2 separate regions of the Homo sapiens genome follow, and region 2 is linked to region 1. A link is a contact called in ENCODE Hi-C or POLR2A ChIA-PET data. All regions are on one chromosome and are shown on one strand. The core of a region is the stretch at or near the end of the contact, and the rest is flanking DNA. Distances in the headings are between cores, read along the strand shown. Region 1 overlaps PPARG (peroxisome proliferator activated receptor gamma). Region 2 overlaps SYN2 (synapsin II).

Region 1 (3,558 bases), core at 365-2,864:
AGAACGTGTGTTTATTTTCATTACTTGCAGGAAAAAACATATTTCTGAAGCATATCAATCAGTCCATCACCTGGGTACTTTTTCTACCCAATGCTGAAAGTGAATATTTGAGAAACTATGTTTCTAACTGGAAGAATTCTGAAACTATGTTCTTCTACAACATGTAGACGATGTGTCACAATGAAAATGAAAGTTCCTTCTGAAGAGCTGTAACCCTACATAGCCTAGGATGCCATTTATACTTTCTCTAGCCCAGAGGCTCTGTATTTCTGCTCTCAGGCTACATTACTACATAACCATCAAACCAACTGCCCGAAATTGCTGAGCAATTGATCATAACATACAGACCTGATTCAGATATATAAATTACATTTTTATTTTTATCGTACCAAAACATACAGGTGAAAACTTTCAAATTCAGGCAACTGACATGCCAGGTGCCTACCTATCTGTGAAGACCAGAGCACTGTAAGACACGGAATAGCTGGTTGAAAAGTGAAAAATCCAGTGAGTTAGGTTGTTTGATTATACAGAATCATAGAATTTTCAAAGTGAAAGGACATGGTGATCACTGATTTCAGTGACTATCCAACAACATTAGCAAGAGCCCCTAGGGTTCCCTACCAGTTCCTTCAGAAGCCTCCTTCAAAGCTGTGAGTGCATGGCCAAAGGGGAAGCTACATTCATCAACCAGACTAATCAGAGACCAGGGAGCAGAAATAAGGTTAACACGGAATGGAGTACATTTGCTTTGGGGGACGTTCATGTTTTCTTGCGCATACTGAAAACAGCTGGGTGCTGATTTTGGTATAACACTCAGAGCCTCTTTTGATAAAAAGGCATTCTATATGAATGAAAACCCTGTTGGCTTCACATTGGTCAAAGCAATGGATTTTAAATAGTGACTCAACTTCCTAGAAAACTTTGTATTTAGAAATGTTTTCTTCATACAGCTAACAGGCAAAACTAATCAAAACCTTGTTGTTAGTCTGATGTTTATTTTCTGTGCAGCAAACAAACTCCCATAAAAACCTCTGAGGTTTTCTTAGTTATGTTTGCAATTTTTTAAGTGTTGAACTGCCTAAGTCTCTGATGTCATGACACTTAATTCATATATTTTCTTGCTTTTGCTAGAACTGAACAAACACTCCCTATCAAGATTGACCCTCTCTAGAAATAAAATAAATTGTCATATGAAGTCAAAATATGACCTATCAAGTTTATGATAGCTTTCTTTGACATTTATGGGAGGAGAAAATTATACCATCCATACTACATAGGTTGGGGTTTAAATAATATTTGCCTATAAACAATAAGCAATTGCAGATTGATTTTAAGTAAACGTATGCAATGCCTGTAAGCAACAGGAAATATATTTTACATCAATGTATGCACTGCCTGTAAGTAACAGGAATTATATTTTACATGAATGTGTGAAGTGATAATTTTTTAATAGGCAAAAATTAGTGTTAAAAGCGGAACTGGCATGCTTTCCTAGGCTGTCTCAGTGATAATGACCTCAAAGTCAATGATTTCTTCATGAAGATGAAATAAGTTTATTGCAACTTGATTGCATCACCTAAAATACAACCCTTGACTTGGAAGCTTGCCCTTATGTTTTATGAGGTCTGAAATAAAAAGGAAACTGATGGAACTGAACCAGCAAATTATTTTGCAATCCATGACTACAGTTGTATACAGCAGATGTAGTCAATTGTTGAGGAAAGTTGGACCAAATTTCCATCCTGTTCAGTACTGCTGATAGCTCTATTCAAAATACATTCTTGCCTTTAGAGGAACTGACCCATTAGTAATCATACAGATAGAATTTTGTGAACTATTTTTAAAGGGTAGGTTATTAATCAATGAGTGACTCTCAAATATCTTGATGGTTTCCACTGTGAAAACCAAGTATCTGCATGATAGAGCAAAAATTTAATTTTCTCAGATGCTTTAGAGTACATATAGATGAAGACTGCCTTCTTACTAGATCAGTTTTGAGAGAGATGAAAACAAAAGAAAGAAAAAATAGGATAGCTGATGAAATGAAACTTCAAATTTAATTTGATCATGTTGGCATTTTTTATTCCTTGAGTGCATTGAAAATAACTGATTAATACTAGACACATATAATACTATCAAGTTACACCTAAAATTTATTTTGTCAGCCAGGCAACCAATCAGAACCAAATAGTGACCAAGAATTATTTTTTCAAACACGTTTGTCTTCCAGGACCTTACTGAGTTAGTTCCACAGATCATGAAAACATGGGTCTTTTCTCAGGTCTTCTACATCATTTCCCTTAAGTTGACACCCAAAGTCATAAGCTTGACTTTAGACACAGGTTTCAAAAGTAGAAAGTTTTATTCTCTTATGTTTCTATGGCTTTGAAGTTTTGCAGAACTATAAAAATAATTTGTTTTACCCTTTCCACAACTCATGGACGTTCCTTGAAGTGAAGGAAACGAATACTCGTCTTTGCATAATAAACAGCAAAAAAAAAAAAAAAAAAAAAAAATTAAATGAATCTAAATTCTCATATGCCATTTAAAGTTTCAGACCCAGACATCTTCAGGATTTTCTTACATTTAAAGCAGAACGACACTACTGATACACAAAAGTAAATTTTAATTCTGTTTTTAATGCATGAGGCAATATAAAAATTAATCATGATGATCATTATATTTGTTCTAACACTAAAGTTTTTCCCATAATCCCCCAGATTTTTCAAGTCTCTTTTCTCCTCATGGCAGATGCCCAACCACAGAGAGAAAGGTTCTATAATAAAACTTTAAAAACACTGACCTAAAAGAGAAATGTTTTATCGCCATGCAATATTCTAAATTCTGGCATTTGGTGGAAAAACTGTACACATTTTTGGCAATGGCTTTAGTGTCCACTGGTCTGGCAGCTATAATGAGAATAATAAAGTATATGGTGATGACTGTTTACTTACCATTATGAGACATCCCCACTGCAAGGCATTTCTGAAACCGACAGTACTGACATTTATTTCTACTTTTTTTGTGGATCCGACAGTTAAGATCACATCTGTCATAGATAAGCTTCAATCTGATTGTTCTCCGGAAGAAACCCTGCAAAGGGATAAAAAAGAAGCAAATTTTAAGTCTTTATGACACATGGAAGCAGCAACCTACAGCGAAAGGTATACTGGCCTGGGAATCAGAAAAGGCAGGTTCTTGACACGATTCTGTCACTGGTGACTTTAGACAAGTCACTTAACCTCTCTGGAACTAAATGTTCTCTGCTATAAAATAAAGAACCAGAGGATCTCCAGGTCCCTTTTTTAGCTCTTAGACACTGACCACATCCAGCTGCGGCTTTCATTGGATCTTGGCTCTACATTTGGTTTTCGGCATGCTCTAAGAAGTGCTCTGGATTTAATGTAATGCAAATAAAACACCGTGTAATCAGTTAAGTCTCTCTGCAAATCATTCCAACAGCATGCCCCAGCCTTTGTAATTGTGCTAAGCAGCCTGGCAAAGTTATAATCATTTCATTCTAAAACATGATCAGGGCCAATAAAAATCCACATG
Region 2 (3,558 bases), core at 635-3,134, 220 kb after region 1:
AAAATTAGGTGGGCATGGTGGCATGTGCTTATAGTCCCAGCTACCCAGAGGGCTGTGGCAAGAGGATAGCTTGAGCCTGGGAGGTGGATGCTGCAGTGAGCCAGGATCACGCCACTGCATTCCAGCCTAGGCAACAGAGTGAGACCCCGTCTCAAAAAAATATATAAATAAATAATAAACCCCAACCAACTTTGGGTTTACAGAGTGACGACAGGCTCAAAGGGTGTCAGTCTGTAATGATGCTGCCAAAAATTGGATGCAGCTGGAGGTATGTCTATGTCTTGACAAGGGGAAGTGATAGGACCACTGTTCTTTTGGCTGATCAAGCCTCATGAGAGAGCACTGCAACCAGTTCTGGCCACCTCTTAAGGGTGATGCTAGCAGAAAAACATGGGTACATGGAGCAAATAGGATGGTTAGAAGTCTCGAAATGACAACTTTACACATGTGACTTTGGGCAAGTTACTTATCCTGAGTCACAGTTTCCCAAATGGTATAAATGAGGTAACCATGGAAGCACCTAGGGCTTAGTAGAAGATTGAAATTAGTCAAATATAAATCTGAATAGTGTCAAGGGCTGGCTTGGGTAGTAGTGAGCTTCCTGGCATGAGAGGTATTTCAGCAGTGCTTGGACAAACTTTGGTTAGGGGGGCTCATGTAGCTGCAGGCACATGACTTCTACAGGCCCTTCTGGCTCTAGGCTTCCATGAATTCGTTTATGCTTTTTTTTTTTTTTTTTTTTTTTCTTTCAGTTCTTCCGGTGTGTGAGAACTGAGACAATCCCTTCTTAGCTACAGAGTTCCAGACCAGCCTGGACCAGCTACAGAGTCTTAAACTCAGCAAGACCCCTAGGGTTATTGGACCTGTGCAGAGATGTCTTGCAGGTATAGGCTTTCAGGAGCTTGGCAAGGAGAGTGTGCCGCTTCCATCAAAGCTAATTGGGCTGGTATCCTGCTACGCTGAATCTACTGGGCTTAGTGATCAGAGAAGCCAGGGAGGAAGGAGAGAGCTGGTGAAGCTCAAGACTCCTCCAGGTTGGTAGGTCCACCACTTGTTAAGGGAGGAATGCAAGGATTTTCCTTACGTAGAGATATAGAGTCACAAATGCCCAGCTCATTCCATTCTTACCTTCGCCTCTGCTGATGTGGGAGCACCAAAAGGGCATGGTGCACAGTATTGTGGAGAACTCCCTGAATTGGGGCCCAGAAGATCCAGCTCTCCTGCTTAGCAGCTGTGTGACCTTGGGCAAGGCAGTTGCCTTCTCTTTGCTGATATGTGAAACAAAGATACATTTGCCAGCCCAAGACATCTTAAATAAGGATTGTTAGGCTTAAACTAAAGAGTGTGCTTTGTAAACTGTAAAGTGTTAGGCAATGTAAGTGAGCATCCTACTACTATTTAAAAAATAAATATCAATCCAAAGGAAGGGAGGTCTAATGTTAGAATTTCGTGCATCAGTGGAGAAGATATTGTTGTGTGGTTTCCTGTCACCTGATGCATAGCAGTTTCATGTGCAGGGAATTCTGGTCTGGGTTATACCATGCCTTCTGTATATTGCTTAGTTCCAGCAAGGTCCTTGCAGAAATGGTAAATATTAGCTCTTGAGATGATTGGAAAGGAAATCACTGGCCTGTGACAGAAACCAAGCCCATGGATGAGGGTTTGTGGGTTTTTGTCAAAGGTAACTTTAAAATGCCATCCTGTGGCTTTCGGCAGACAAGCTGGAGAAAGGAGCTCCTGAAGTCCCAGCAGGATGGAAAGCTGAGGAAGGAAAGACATTGAGTGACTCAACACTTGTGAGCTGTTGGCCTGAGACCAGCTGCCCCAACCAAGGAGGAAGGCCTGTGCTTGCTCAGCATATCTGAGACAGGAAATTGGGAAAGGGTCCCAGGGTCTGGCCCCAGGAAAGAGGCCAGGCCAAGCTCCTTGCCGGACACGCCACAGAACTATTCTGATCAGCTCCCCCAGGCCCCGCTCCCTGGTCTAGGACCCCAGGGAGAATGAGGCAGCGGGAAAGAATGTGGTCAGGAGGTTGTAGGTTTAGTCGGTGCAAAGGGGACCGCATGTTTTGAGGCACCTTGGGATCTTTCTGGGCTTGCCCCTGCAGTCACCAGCGCCCACCTTCCTTCCTCCAAAAGGTTCTAAAAGGTGCCCAGGGATGAGCCGCTTCTCCTTCCCTCCTGGGGGGAGTTGCTTCTCTGCTTGCAGAGCTCATCTCCTGGAGTGGGGCCCTCCCATAACCTAGAACCCAAGAAATATCCCATGGGGGCAGTCCCTGAGTCTTCTGGGGGCACTGAGGGGCAGGTCACTCAAGGTCAGAATGTCAGCTTCAAATGATTAAAGATGTCCCTGAAAAGTTAAGACAGTCCCAGAATAGTTAGTTTCTCTTAATAGTCTGTTAAGGGATCTAGTCACTAGTGGCTTTATCTGAACCTGCCCCAAATCTCCTCACATTCTCAGCTTATACTCACTGGGGAAGAAATTTGCTAAAGCCATTCCTGCTGTGGGAAGCAGGAAGGCCTTTCATTTGTCCTAAATTTACCTCTTCTGAGCTCAAGTGAAGCCCTGTTAGTCCCATGCCGGGGATCAGAGACCCCTCCCTAACTGGACAGCCCTTTAGACTCCACTTCTCAGAGTGAAGAAACCCCTTCTTAGGCTTGGTCTTCTTGCACTCAGGAGACCTCATATTTTAGAACACGGGTGGCTAATCTTTTGGCTTTCATGGGCCACACTGGGAGAAGAACTGTCTTGGGCCACACATACACTAACACTAACAATGGCTGATAAGCTAAAAAAATTGCAAAATATCTCATAATGTTTTAAGGAAGTTTATGAATTTGTGTTGGGACGCATTCAAAGCCATCCTGGGCTGCAGGTTAGACAAGCTTGTTTCAGAGCCTTTGTGGCTGGAAAAACCTAGCTGGAAATGTGTTCTGTTTCTCTTCATACCAGAGAACCAGTACAAAAAAGGACTGGTAGAATGTCCCACCAGACACCAGAGGTTATTCAGCCTCAGTCCTTCAATTCTGAATTCTCATCACAGCCTTTTCCAGGTCCCATGGCTGCACACAGTCTGGATCTCAGCATGTCAGGCTTGGAAGGAGATTTTATAAGTTACCTGCTCCAACAGCCCCAGTCCCCAGCCCTCCCCTTTCACCATGTGCCTTACAAGCTGCTCATCCTGCTCCTGCTTGAACATCAGCAACAATGTGGCAGCCGCATGCCGTTTCTGAGTGTTAGAGAGTTTACTCCCTACACTGGGTCAAAACCTGTCTGCTAACAGATTTGCCTTTTGGAATCAGTTCTACTCCATGGCGGCATCAGAGAGCTAAAGATATTAATTAATGCACTCATTGAGATGTCTGCTATTCAACTGCAATTCCTTTAACTTTTACTCATAACATAGATTTGCCAAATGCCTCAACCTCCTGGTTTCTCTCCTCTGAGCACATTCTGATCGGAGTTAGAGTTTGTCCTTGTTATACTGTGACCCTCAGACTGGAAACATTTCAGATGTGCTCTGATCAGCTCAGGGTAGGAGAAGAGGTTCATTTTCAT

What was found. Hi-C counts contacts between places; a loop is a spot of excess contacts on that map. ChIA-PET counts read pairs that join two places held with the same protein, here RNA polymerase II (POLR2A). Pooled maps may share reads with other maps.
Region 2: a loop to region 1 is called in a map of CD14-positive monocyte, with 2.0 times the contacts of the local background. The contact joins two enhancer-like sites. A Hi-C loop is called at or near these places in 1 of 168 maps with a recorded cell type or tissue (CD14-positive monocyte), 2 of 37 single-sample maps with no recorded cell type and 9 of 50 pooled maps. POLR2A ChIA-PET finds 5 or more read pairs at or near these places in 1 of 52 experiments (activated T-cell).

What each region holds. Positions count from the first base shown.
Region 1 is chr3:12,392,152-12,395,709 of GRCh38, reverse strand. PPARG (peroxisome proliferator activated receptor gamma) reads right to left here. Exons shown (of 8, transcript NM_138711.6): 5 at 2,958-3,096. Among named protein-coding and RNA genes, the nearest start is that of TSEN2, 91 kb to the left of the region's middle. RefSeq lists enhancers at 13-142, 193-242. Within about 2 kb of position 1,614, at least 2 of the 41 ENCODE cell types and tissues checked have a DNase peak (open chromatin) inside an H3K27ac peak, as active enhancers do; they include CD14-positive monocyte, where a contact is called at or near this core.
Region 2 is chr3:12,176,562-12,180,119 of GRCh38, reverse strand. The region is part of intron 10 of SYN2 (synapsin II); the gene reads right to left. Among named protein-coding and RNA genes, the nearest start is that of TIMP4, 19 kb to the right of the region's middle. RefSeq lists an enhancer at 770-1,969. Within about 2 kb of position 1,884, at least 12 of the 41 ENCODE cell types and tissues checked have a DNase peak (open chromatin) inside an H3K27ac peak, as active enhancers do; they include CD14-positive monocyte, where a contact is called at or near this core.